Regions from separate parts of the Homo sapiens genome. Here all the other regions are linked to region 3. The links are chromatin contacts, found by Hi-C or POLR2A ChIA-PET in ENCODE. All regions are on one chromosome and are shown on one strand. Each heading gives the region's core, a stretch centred on a gene start or an enhancer-like site at or near the end of the contact. The rest is flanking DNA. Distances are from core to core; before and after follow the strand shown.

Region 1 (4,336 bases), core at 1,286-3,785, 120 kb before region 3:
CAGCTTTATTACCTTGTATTCCAGTTCATCATTCTCTTTCTATTAGATATGGCTAATTGCTTGTTTGTCTTTCACACTGAATTTTTAATTTTATGACTATTATTTATTATATGCAGAAGTTCTATTCGGTTTTTAAAAAATCTACCTGCTTTTTGCTGGGTGCAGTGCCATGTGCCTATAGTCCCCGCTATTTGAAAGGCTGAGGTAGGAGGATCACTTAAGCCCAGAGTTTCAGGCTATAGTGCACCATGATTGTGCCTATGGATAGCCACTGTACTCCAGTCTGGGCAACATAGTAAGACTCTCTCTCAAAACAAAAACAAAAATGAAAACAAAAACTATCTGCATTTTCATAGAGTATTGGCTTCGTTATATCTTTTTCTAATCATTTTAAAAAATACTTAAAGTGTCTACAAACAATTTTCATCTTATGAAGTCTTGGGTATATAATTCTTCTGTTTCTTAGCAGCTGATTTTTGCTGTTAGTGGATTCTTTCACAAAACGTTCTGTAGTTTTGGATTGTGAGCTTTCTTTAGTGCAGTTTTATATGTGTGAACTCTGCACAGCCTAGGTTGAGTGCACAGTCCCCTAAAGAATTTTATATTAATTTCAACCAGGTGCCCCAAGAATATCACTGGCCAGGGACATATTCTCACATTAAACTTTGAGCTTGTGGATTCCCAGATCATGAGGTCAGGGTAATTTTGCACTCTAAATTTGTGTAATATAACTAGGAATTCTCAAGGAAGAACTCCTATCCCCCATACCACAGTCTAAATGGAGAAGAGTTGGCATCCTACCAATCTCCCTGTGCTGAAGGAAGATTTCTATTTTTATTTTATTGTCTGGATTTACCCTTTTAGTAAAAATGTAGCTCTTCAAGAGTCTTGGGCTTATTTGTGAAGTCTCTGTTCTATCCTCCCCACCCTTGGCAGGCTCTTTTCTGATCCCTTTATGGCTTAAGAGCCTAAGCCCCCAGGTTACCAAGACTGACAACCTCCCTCCAGGTAGCTATAGCGTCAGCTTATGTACTTATATCTCTGCTTTTCAGTTCTCTTTTTCAAAGCAGAGGAGGGGTTGCAGAGGGTGTCTGGACATTTCCCTTACTTTCCTACCAGCTTAGGTATTCATTTACAATAAAGGTCGTCAAATTTCACCAAGAATTTTTAAATGTTTTGTCTTGTGTGTGTATGTGTACACATGTATATAGGGGAATGGGGCAGCGTTTAGATAATTTATTTTGCCACATAGAATACCTTCATGTTCTTAAGCATATAAATCTTGCCATGTTTGTTAATTTTTTGAATAAGCAATATGTTTATATGATATCAATAGGTATACATTGTGATGTTTCACTCACCTGCCTTTATGTATCTGTTTTCCATTTCCCCCCACCCTTTCTTGCCATATTTTTTTAATAGTCAGTGGGGTTTTTGATTTGGGTTCGAATTCACCGTGTATTTTTAAATATACAAGTATTCACGGTGCAGCCTGGTTCGTTTATGAAATGTTAGAGGCTGGGATTATCTGGGGAGAGTAATGTCCAGACAAATATATTAAAATGACCAGTGAAATTGTGATGGATCAAAGAGCACCATTATATTCCTTGTGATTTTTGAAACCTACATGCATGTTTGTACTAAACGAAATGCTTTTACTAAGCATTTGTTTATTTAATCCAGAAATCTTTGTTGAGTATGCTAGGCAGTGGGGGTACAAAACTGAGTAAGTGAGCATTCTTGAGGAGATAAACAAGAAGTTAGCTTTAGCAATGGTACATTTTGCTAGGGGCAAGTGGGATTTTGCTAGGGGCAAGTGGGATTTTGCTAGGGGCAAGTGGAGTGGGAAGAACACAGGGGAAAGCATTACCCAGCTACTAGTCAAAATGAGTTGTACTGTGAGTAATAAAGAAAAAGATGATAAAATGACAAGATTATATGTTTGCTTTATCCTTAAGATGGCGCTGTAAACTCACAATTCCTTCGTAGAAAAAGAATACATAAAAATCACCATATTTATCTGAAATTTCACTGAAACCTTATAAACTGGAATGGCTTCTGTGTGTCTGAGACTGTTGTAGGTGCTCATATTATTCTCGTTTAATCTTTGCAGCAACCTAAGAAGCAGGAATAAGTCTTTGCCCCATTTTGCAGACTAAGAAAAGGAGTCAGAGAGGGTGTAAATGACTTGCCTTCAGTCACGTAGCTTGTAAGTGGCAGACCCGAGATTTAAACAGACAGCATAAATCCAGAAACAGGGTCCTTAATCACTGTGCCATATTACCTCTTTATAGTAATCCATATGTTGAAAATGCAGTGTCATTAGAATTATTAGTTACAAAAACTCAGGGTTTTTTTTTTTTTTTTTTCCAGTTCTGGTTAAATCACACAAGTCCCTGGCATGAGACCAAGAAGTCACAGAGCCCAGGTCTTAGCCCTCAGAGTGTGAGAGAAGACATGAAGGCATCAGGGACACTGTGCGAGTGGGCACTGCTGCTTTCCACTGCTCTCCCTAGACTGCAGCCAGGAGGCTGCCTCTGCCCTGCCAGGTCAGATTCCCCCAAGAGGCCCTCCCATAGCACCCTGGGCATATGGCCGTTTTGTACTTAGCACTCCGAACTGTGTTGACTGGTTTCTCTCTCTCTCCCTCACTAATCTGTGAGCATTTTTGTAACCTCCATGCTCCGTACAATGCCTGGAGCATAGATTTCTCAAGAAATCTTTGTTGAACCTTTTCTTCCTCCATATTAAACCAGACCTTGCATCACAGGCACTATTTTCTCAGTATTCAGTCCTTCACTCCCTTCTATACACAAATAATCTCCATCCTAGACAGGAAATTATAGGAGAGAAGGCAATCTGTGTGAGAAAGCAATTTCTATTTGAAGCACTTGTGTGTTTAGGTGCTGCTGAGAATTGCAATAAAAGCCAACACTGGGCTTAAATTGTTAAGCAGTATCTGTTAGCTAGCATTTCTTCTCCCTGGGCATTTCTAAACCTGAGAAACCTATAATGTGCTTACTGTCCTTCCATGTATTCATCCATGTGAAATATAGTTAAAATGAAGGTGAAATATAGTTGAAATGAATGCCAAAGGCAACTTGGAAAGGGAAAAGAAGCATCAAACAATCGAATTTTGTCGAAGAAGCATAAATGAGGGAAGGGGAGTTAAGCAGCTCACTTTCCACCTCCTTTTTTTCTCTTAGATTAACTTCAGGTTGTTTCTTAGCAACAACTGGTAAGAATTACCTCCTTTTCTGCTCTAAGCCAATATCCAGTACCCCAACCCCCACCCTCTTTTCCCCCAATTTCCAAAGTTGGCATCCCTAGTAGGATTCCCAGTTTAGCAACCTTAGAGGCAATTTTGGTAGCCAATAAATCCTGTTGAAAGAGGGAAACTTGGAATCTTTGCCTAGAGTGTAAATTGACATTGAGGATGGAGCTGGTAGGAGAGCTGGCACGTTCAGGAGGTGACCTTGTAAGGATAAAAACACAGCTGTGTCAGCGAAACAGACTCTTTGAACAATGTCTGAAAATAGTATTCAACAAATGTTAGCTGTGATTATTACTATGGATTTATGTTACCAGCAAGGAGGCTGGTGAATGACTTTATTCACTCACCACATATTATAACCCCCTTACTAGGTACCAGATACTGTGTTGAGTCCTGAATATGCAATCTTCACTCCTTAATTCAGCAAATACAGTAATTCAGCAAATAACAGTATTTTTATTATAGAAAAATATTTAATTTGTATTCTTGTAGTTTGAGACAGTATCGCAAAGTCCGTTTTCAGTCAAGCTTATATGATTGGGAAAAAATATTACCTCCACAGGGTCCTGCCTGAAATTTAACATCATCAATGGCAATATCACTTCTTATTGATAGCTCTGGACAGGAATAATGCTTTGGAGGAATTATGATGCCTAGCCTAGTACGCAGCTGAATAGGTCAACATCTTGAAATCTTCCTTCCCCAATGTTTCAGCTCTGTTTAGGGATTTCCTCCACTATAGGCAGTTAATCATAAATAGAAAGAATTTCATTTGCAAAATTTTGTTTTATTATAAAATTTTATTTTCTCCATAAACTTCAGAATATTTATTTTGTGTAGCTGAGAATTTTTTGTTTTCTTTGCATTCAGAAAGATAATGCTCTTAATAGATTAATTTATGAGTTTGGACACTCTTGAGTGGGAAACCCTCCCAACTTCAAGAAAACAATGGACTTTTGGCTAAAGTAGTAAAGAGGTATGAGCCTTTGAATCAGACCAGACTCTTAAATTCCTCCATTTAACAGATACAAAATCTTGAGTAATTTCTTCACTCTTTTGAGA
Region 2 (4,095 bases), core at 1,532-4,031, 90 kb after region 3:
TCTCCTCCTATATATATCCTATTGGTTCTGTTTTTCTGGAGAACCCTGACTAATACATATGGTATATACATAAAATGAAGTATTTTTCAGCCTCAAAAAGCAGTGAAATTCTGATACATGCTACAAACGGATGAACTTTGAAAACATCATGCTAAGTGAAATAAGTTAGATGCAAAAGGGCAAATATTGCATGCTTCCACATATATAAAGTACCCACCATCACATTTATAAAGACAAAAGTAGAATAGGCGAGGGTTAAAGGGGATGGAGAATTATTGTTTAATGGGTACAAAAATTTCGTCTGGGAAGATAAAAAATTTGCAGAGATACATAGTGGTGATGATTGTACAACAATATGAATGAGCTTAATGTCACTGAATTGTACACTTAAAAATAGCTAAAGTGATAAATTTTACATTATGTACATTTTACCACAATAAAAAATATAATTAATTAATAATTTTGGAAATCAAAATGAAATGGAAATTGACCAGATAATTTATTTCATTACCCCTGTACTTTGGTGTTTTTCTAGATGGGAGATAGAAGAAAAAAGAAAATAAAAAATGATTTTTATTAGATCTTTTGTGTAAGATCTACTGCACAGCAAGGGGCAGGTTATACCAGAGTTATGAGAATTGAATGTTGAGAGTAGAACCCCAAAGAATTCAGATAACATAGAGACAGTCTTGCAACCAAAGGTCAGCACAGCATATTGAAAGTCTGGGCATTAGAATAACAGTCATCTATGTTCAAGCCTCCCCATTTCAGTGCAATAAAAAAAGATTTAGGAAACCTGGAATCGGCCAGAGTCTCACACCTGTAATCCCAGCACTTTGGGAGGCCGAGGAGGGCGGATCACCTGAGGTCAGGAGTTCCAGACCAGCCTGGCCAACATGATGAAAACCCATCTCTACTAAAAATCAATATTAGCCGGGTGTGGTGGCATGTGCCTGTAATCCCAGCTACCCAGGAGGCTGAGGCAGGAGACTCACTTGAACCCAGGAGGCAGAGGTTGCAGTGAGCTGAGATCATGCCATTGCACTCCAGCCTGGGCAATAGAGCAAGACCCTGTCAAAAAAAAAAAAAAAAGAAAAGAAAAGAAAAAAAAAAGAAACCTGGAATCAAGAATAGCCGAATGGGCTTATCGACTACAAAAATATCAAAAATTAGTTTTCTTTTAGAAAGGTTTTTAGATTTATTTTCTTCAATTCTAAAAAAAGAAAAACCAGTTATTAATAAGGGCAAAAATCAGAGAGAGAGCAACTGAATAATAATTAGCACAGGAAGTTTGGAGCCAAATATTCCCTGATCTCCAACTGACCTTGAGCAAATCGCTTAAGCTCTCTGCTCTTTAGCTTCCCTGGTTCTACAACGAAAATGATAGCTTCCTCACCAAGGTATTGGGAAATTCATCAAATTCACCACTGTCAAGCAAATTATGGTATGCAGAAAGCCAGGGCAGACATTTTGTTCCTTTCAAATACATAGACTATCTATAAAACAATATGTTGAGCAAGAATCACCAAATGTCCAATTGATGCACACAAAATATCCAAATAATAAAATTAGAACTTTATTTACAACTGTTAGAGTGTTCTATGTTACGGCTTTCAAAAGTCCAAACACATTGATTCCCAGCTGCACTGCAACTCCACCCTACGTATCTTGCCTCTTGTCCTGGTGACTTATTGGTATCTGATGTTCAGGAGAGGAAATAACTCAGCAAATGGGCAAGAGGGCCAGTCTTCCAGACCTCTAGACTCCCGTTTTTGTTTCCCAATCTTCTTCATCTTAGCGCAACTAAATTGCAACCCTGAATTCAAAGGTATCTTCCTAAGAACCTCTCAAATGCATGATTTACAGATTGCTTTGCAGGTAAAGCAAGCTAACTTGATCCTTTAAATAAAAGTGACCTTGTTACTTTAACAGGAAAATAATAAATCTATCTGAAAGACTTTTAGGCTTCAATTATTTTTCAAGCATCCTTAGTTAATTAAAAGAGGGCAATATACAAAAGAAGATAACCTTTTCGAGATAAACTATAAATACACCATCATTAATGAATTTCATTACAGGAAAGACAAGGCAACAAGCAATTCTAGTTTAATTCAGCATTTAACTTAAGATGATAGAATGGCAGCTTTGCAGCTAATGTTTTAAGTAGTTAAAATATTTTTACAGGGTCATCCTTTAAAATCTGACATGTGCTTCAAAAATAAATGAATATACTCCAAGGCAATAAGCTTTTGTTTAGACTTTGGGGTCATATTAGTGATTTATCTTTCTTGTTTCAGCTACAGATACTTCAGAAATATTAATTAGAAAGAAAGAATTATAGTGCTGACTAGGTCTAACTTACTATATCTTCTTTTGTAGTTATGTGGCTTTTTATTATATTACCCTGTTGAAGGGAAATTTGTTTTACACTGATGACAAACCAAAACAAATCCAGCCTTTGTGGTGGGGGAAAACTGCCGTATTTCTTGAGCATAACTGCATTGTAATGTGCTGACAAATTCAAAGTAACTGCTCTGAGTAATGAATGCATAGGGAAACTCCAGACCAAAGGAACTGGAATGGTAGTGATGGAAAGGAAATACCCTGATTTTATTTTTTCCTAAAAAGTAAGCTTAAGTTCCAAGTGTTTTTCATTCAAGAGTTCCAAATATCTTTCAACGGTGTCACTCCAAAAATGAAAAGAGAGAAAACAAAGAGACATCTGAATGCCCAGTCTGTTCCTCTGAGAAATACATGATTAATTCTCATGATTAACAAGTCTTTGTCCATTCAGCTTGACTGGCTCTGGGCCAGCCTGCTGGGAGGGGTGCTGACTGGGTGTAAAGTTATTATAGCTTCAAGAGTGCAAGGTTTGGCGTCAGACTGCCTGGGTTCGAATCTCAGCTGCGCCACTTAGCAGTTCTTTAACCTCACTGAACCTCAGTTTCTTCTGTCAATGAGAGATGGTGACAATCACAGTCTCCTAGAATGAAGTGAGATAATGTATATAAAGCACTTAGTGAAGGCCTAACACATAATAAACATTCAATACATGTTAGCCAACTTCTTATTTTTGCTATAAGCTTGGATGATTTAACAACTCCCAAGAGCATAGCCCAATTAGCATTAAAAAATTATTTGGGCAAAGGATGCCCTTATAAGCAAATGAAAAATTTAGTAGAATTCAGTGATTTCTTCCAGGTGCCCAAGGCACTTCCTGGTATAAATCAGAAGCACAAAAACCATATAATCCCAGAAAAATAATGAGAAACTATGATGTGGTCCTTAACACTGGAAAAGCCCTCGGAGGAGGGTGCGAATCAAGTGTGCAGACTTCACAGGCCGGGGAAGAACCAAGTCCTTTTCTTTTGCAGCTGGGAGGTGGATAGCCTCGGGCAAATTTTCAAGCCCATTGCCCTCTACCTGGACTCTGGGCTGTTGCAGGGAGCATGGTGAAAGTGAGGTTTGTGTGGGAGCTGGATGAGGCCTGTGACTGCCAGCTTTTCCCCATTTCCCTGATAACCTGCATGACTCAGCAGAGGCAGCCATAATCCTCCTAGGTACACAAGTCCAGGGACCTGGAAATCTCACCCCCATCTGCCACAGCAGGCTCAGCAAGAACCGCCCAGGGAGAGTCTGAGCTCAGATATGCCCACCGCGGGTCCCTATCCACACTACTACAGCTGATGATTTTGGAAAGCACCACCTCCTGGCAGGAGGCCAACCAGCACAAAAATAGAGCATTAAACCAGCAAAGGTAAGGACCCTCATGGAGTCCATTGCACCCTCTGCCACCTCCACCAGAACAGAGGCTGGTATTCATGGCTGAGAGACCCACAGACGGTTCACATCATAGGACTCTGTGCCGACAACCCCCAGTACCAGCCTGGAGCCAGGTAGACTCACTGGGTGGCTAGACCCAGAAGAGAGACAGCAATCACTGCAGTTCAGCTCACAGGAAGTCACATCCATAGGAAAAGGGGAAGAGTACTACATCAAGGGAACATCCTGTAGACAAAAGAACCTGAACAATAGCCTTCAGCCTTAGACCTTCCCTCTGACAGAGCCTACCCAAATGAGAAGGAACCAGAAAAC
Region 3 (4,179 bases), core at 1,551-4,050:
GCGTAAAGGATCAAAAGAGAAAAAGTTAACTGTTTGCAACAGAATAAAAATTCCTGTTCTTGTTCTTGTTGAAAGGCCAGCTGCCAGAAGCTTCTCACTCCGTGGAGACCTTGGAGTCGAGGATGAAATGTCTTACAACTGTGGGGAGACCTTGGCTTTTCCAAAGCCTACCAGGGTCCAGGTGAGAGCAGTGGTAACCCACAAGTAAGTAAGCCCTTGCCCTTGTCTCTCTTCTGTGGAGGACTTCTCCTCAAAGCTGACTTCTCGCTGGTAACACAACCTCACCTCCCATTTTCCTTGCAGAGAAGCAGCCTTCTTGGCCACTAGGGGGGCCTGTTGCACACCACATTCAGAGCTAATCATCAGTATTGGCTCACCTCACTGTCACTTGGGAAGTTCTTAGGACCCATTCCCATCCTTTGATCTATCTTCAGTGAAAAGTAACCTAGGATTTTTCCAGCCTTGTCTTTAGAAATGAGAAATATTAAACAACAAATATACAAGAAAGTAAAGCATAATATGGAAATATGAAAATGCAAGACTAGGCCACAGGTGAAGGAGAACTTTTAATGGAATGGCCTTCCCCTTAGCTACAGAGCTCACAGCTGCAGTTTGTCTCTACCTCACTGTAGATCCTTCCCTACTCTTCTGTCACACCTCCTGGTTCCTACTTAGTTCCTACTCACCCTCCTCCCTCCTCTCTTCCCTGTTGACAGAAGCCACAGCTAGGTCAGTGCAGGAAGTGGGAGGAGACAGCAGAAAAATTTATCCTGGGAAAAGGACTCTATTTGATCCCAGCTCACCCAGTTCACTCTTGAAGGTGTGATCCTGTGGGAGAATGGAGTGGACATTCCGAATACTTCCTCCTCCAACAAACCAGTTCACATTGGGATTCCAGCGGTTCACAAAGCCACAGAGATGATTTTCTTCAAAGTCACATTCTGGGGAAGGGAAACAAAAACACTTCATGGAGACACAGTCACACCTGGGTACACGCATCCTACTACAGAGTTTGCTCTTAGATATTCAGAAGTTTCTCTCTTCCTTTGCCCACTGCAACCTTTCTACCAGGACCCCTGCACAATTTTGGCCAAGAAGAGAGACAGATCCTGTAATGAATCAAGATTCTAATTCATCATTGGCCCTTTGGATTATGGCCCTTCCACTTATTAGCCATGTCACTTGGAGCATGACTTACCACTTTTTGTAGCCTCTGTGTCTCCATATGTGAAATGGGGACAATGTTCCCACTTCACAGAGCTATTGTAAGTGTGGAGAGCTCCCAGCATAGTGCCAGGCATGTGGTCAGTGCTTGGTACAAGTCAGCTATTTTTATCAGTCACCTCTGTCTCAAAGAGCTGTTCAGGGTTATGCTCGTAGCTCTAGAAAATTTTTTCCACAACCCTTTCTTGAATCTACTGGCCCAGTCCTCCATTCCTTTCTCTTCTCATGATGAACAAGTTGCCCAGAGCTGAGGGACATGTGTCTGAGATGCTAAAATTCCCTGTTTTTCTTATAAATCAGAACCCAGGTAAAATAGGTGGGGCAGATATATCCTAGGTTCTGGTCCCTTTTGCAGCTACTGAGTAGAGAAGAGAGAGAAGATAATCAGATCCCCCTCTTCTACCCTTAGTGTCATTGGCATGTTTGCATGGATATATTGGTCTCCATCAACAATTGTTCCTTAAAAGGGAGCAAGAAACCCACAAGCTAATGCCTCCATTGACCCTTATAATCACACAGTTAAACTAGGAAGTATAATTGTGCTGGCCACTGGCCCCCTGCGGATCCACGTTGCTCTTCTCCACCTGATAGGTCCTGCAGAGGTTGACCTATCCGGACTGTATCAATGGGCTACCCTGCCTTCCATCTCCCTGTTGGATTCGACCAATGGAGGGTGGAAGGAGAATGAAATCAGGGGTTTACTTGCCCAGCAGTCTCCCAGCCAGGTCGCCATGAGTTGGCAAGTCTTGTCAAGCAGCCCTTGTTTGACAAATAGCTATTGTTTACAGGTACTGGAAACTCCTCCTCCCTTGTCCTTTCAGACCAAAAGAAGATAACAGCTCCTGAATCATCACTGTTACTAGTCCTGGGTCACAGAGCTATTCCTTGCTGGCTTCCTTTACCACTCACACCTTTGTGGTCTCTTCAGTGAGCTTCCCTCAAATTACTCAGGTTGACTGTACCCTCTGTTTCCTCCTTCCTGCCAGGATCTTGACTGGTGTAGTCAGCAATGTGTTTTTACATTAGCAAGCACTGAACATTTCTAAGATTTTCATTTTCAATGTTTCCACCACAGTGTCTGCTAGCCAATGCCCTAACATTCAGTGCCAAATGCTGCCTAAGAGTAAAATAAAAAGCAAAATATTCCTCAATATGCCAGGCTCCATTCTGAGCACTTTACATAAATTAACTTATTCAATCTTCAAAGCAGCCCCATGACATAGGCACTGTTACTAACCTCATTTTACAGATGAGCAATGGAGAGAGGCAGATAAAGTACCCAGAAAGAAAGAAGTCAGAGTGTGATCATAGAGTTTAACAAGATAAAAGTGTTGGCATCCTTTTGTTTTAAACAAATCAGAAGTCACCACATCATTTGAAGAAAGGCAATTAACATGTTTTGGATGTCCAGCACTGTATATACCAATTATTTTCATAACCAGGATATTCCTCCTCCTAAGAATCCTAGGAGGGAAGCTTTTTATTCCCATTTTACGGATGCCAAGAGGCTGAGGCTCAGTAAGCTGACTGAGCCAGCAGGTGGCGCTCCACCAGAGGTGTCTGACTTCCCTGTCGTTCACAAGCTGTGCAGATGCCAGGTGGAAGCCCAGCGGGAGGCTCAAGGAAAAGAGCCTGAGCCTCACTGTATCTTCAGAAAATGGTCTGTTTTCTTTCACTTGCCCTAGAGATATCATTGAGGTCAAAACAGACAAGTGAAACGTAAGGGAATTAGCAAAGGCTTTTTTGTTGTTGTTGTCGTTCAGAATATTCTTTGACTCTCCTTTCTCTTCCCCGTCACATTCATTTAGCCTTCAAGAGTTGTCAGTGCTGAAAAATCTCTCAATTCTACTGCCTTTTTCCAATTCCACTGCTAATTCAGTATTACCCTCATTATGCCCCCTCTGTAATGTCACAGCTGCTTCCTAGGGGTTTTCCCACCTGCTATGCATTTTCTTTGTACCCAACTCATTTTCCACGTGGCAGCTGGAGTCATCTGAAAGTGCAGCTGCACACTTCTCCCCTGCTGGCTGACCCACATGATTCAGCAGGTCCAAGCTCCACATCCTGCATCCACACTCTTCCATCACAAACTCCCTTAGCAGTCCTGGTCTCACTTCAAACACCCTACTCAGCCTCTTGCCTTTGCCTGAACCTGCCCTGTTTCTTTCTCCCCACAGGGGTCTGGCCATGGAGAACCCTTGCCTTCCTACCCTGCACCTCCACTTAACTAAATTCTTCTCCTTCTTGAAACTCCTGCTCCAGTGCACTGTCCCTATTCAGTCCTCTCCAATTTCCTCTCCTCCTCCCTGCGCCTCTCCACTGCACAGCTTGTCCTTCCTCAGCAGTATTTGCCATATGCAGAACTAGCTTCAATGTAGACAAATAGGAACTGAACCACCATAGGACAGGGTTTATCCTTTCTTTATGCCCTCTTGGAAGCTGGCAGATAAGAGACAGCCAACCAACTCTGCTCAAGTGAAATCTAAGTGACAACTGTGATTATTAAGAGGAGAGCCGTGGTGTGCCAAGAGAGAAATAAGGGAAAGGAGGTAATACAATGTCTGCTTTTCTGGCACATGCTACAAAAAGCTGAGTTTCCAGCAATTTGTAAATTATTTTAATCAGAATGTGTTGAGGTTAAGGTGGCAGCTCTGAAGTTACAGTTCCTGCATCTATATTTCTTTCATTAATCCAGACTGTACAGGCAGATTCTAATGAGCCTTCCCACACTAAAGACAAAAAACATACAGTATTCAAATGAATCTAGCAAAGAATTTAAACCAGTATGCATTATGCAGTGCATTCTATAAAATAGTTGGTCTTTAGGATTGATTCAGTTCCCTCTGGCAACAGTAACTTTTAGAAAAAGATTCACAATTTGATTTAATGAAAATGAAGCCCACTTACCAATACAGTAGCCGGTTGTCATCTTGATTTCAAATAGTGCGATGCTGG

The links. Hi-C counts contacts between places; a loop is a spot of excess contacts on that map. ChIA-PET counts read pairs that join two places held with the same protein, here RNA polymerase II (POLR2A). Pooled maps may share reads with other maps.
Region 1: a loop to region 3 is called in a map of mammary epithelial cell, with 6 times the contacts of the local background. The contact joins two enhancer-like sites. A Hi-C loop is called at or near these places in 21 of 168 maps with a recorded cell type or tissue (A673, HCT116, HepG2 and 14 more) and 23 of 50 pooled maps. POLR2A ChIA-PET finds 5 or more read pairs at or near these places in 2 of 52 experiments (BJ and activated CD4-positive, alpha-beta T cell).
Region 2: a loop to region 3 is called in a map of mammary epithelial cell, with 5 times the contacts of the local background. The contact joins two enhancer-like sites. A Hi-C loop is called at or near these places in 3 of 168 maps with a recorded cell type or tissue (mammary epithelial cell, posterior vena cava and spleen) and 3 of 50 pooled maps. POLR2A ChIA-PET finds 5 or more read pairs at or near these places in 4 of 52 experiments (BJ, MCF 10A, PC-9 and 1 more).

What each region holds. Positions count from the first base shown.
Region 1 is chr9:70,227,427-70,231,762 of GRCh38, reverse strand. SMC5-DT (SMC5 divergent transcript) reads left to right here. Exons shown (of 4, transcript NR_039990.1): 3 at 2,374-2,549. Among named protein-coding and RNA genes, the nearest start is that of SMC5-DT, 29 kb to the left of the region's middle. Within about 2 kb of position 2,535, at least 6 of the 41 ENCODE cell types and tissues checked have a DNase peak (open chromatin) inside an H3K27ac peak, as active enhancers do; they include ovary, where a contact is called at or near this core.
Region 2 is chr9:70,019,842-70,023,936 of GRCh38, reverse strand. No RefSeq gene overlaps it. Among named protein-coding and RNA genes, the nearest start is that of MAMDC2, 22 kb to the left of the region's middle. Within about 2 kb of position 2,781, at least 5 of the 41 ENCODE cell types and tissues checked have a DNase peak (open chromatin) inside an H3K27ac peak, as active enhancers do; they include PC-9 and mammary epithelial cell, where a contact is called at or near this core.
Region 3 is chr9:70,109,757-70,113,935 of GRCh38, reverse strand. It overlaps MAMDC2 (MAM domain containing 2), which reads right to left. Exons shown (of 14, transcript NM_153267.5): 4 at 4,132-4,179; 5 at 804-941. Among named protein-coding and RNA genes, the nearest start is that of MAMDC2-AS1, 64 kb to the left of the region's middle. Within about 2 kb of position 2,800, at least 10 of the 41 ENCODE cell types and tissues checked have a DNase peak (open chromatin) inside an H3K27ac peak, as active enhancers do; they include PC-9, mammary epithelial cell and ovary, where a contact is called at or near this core.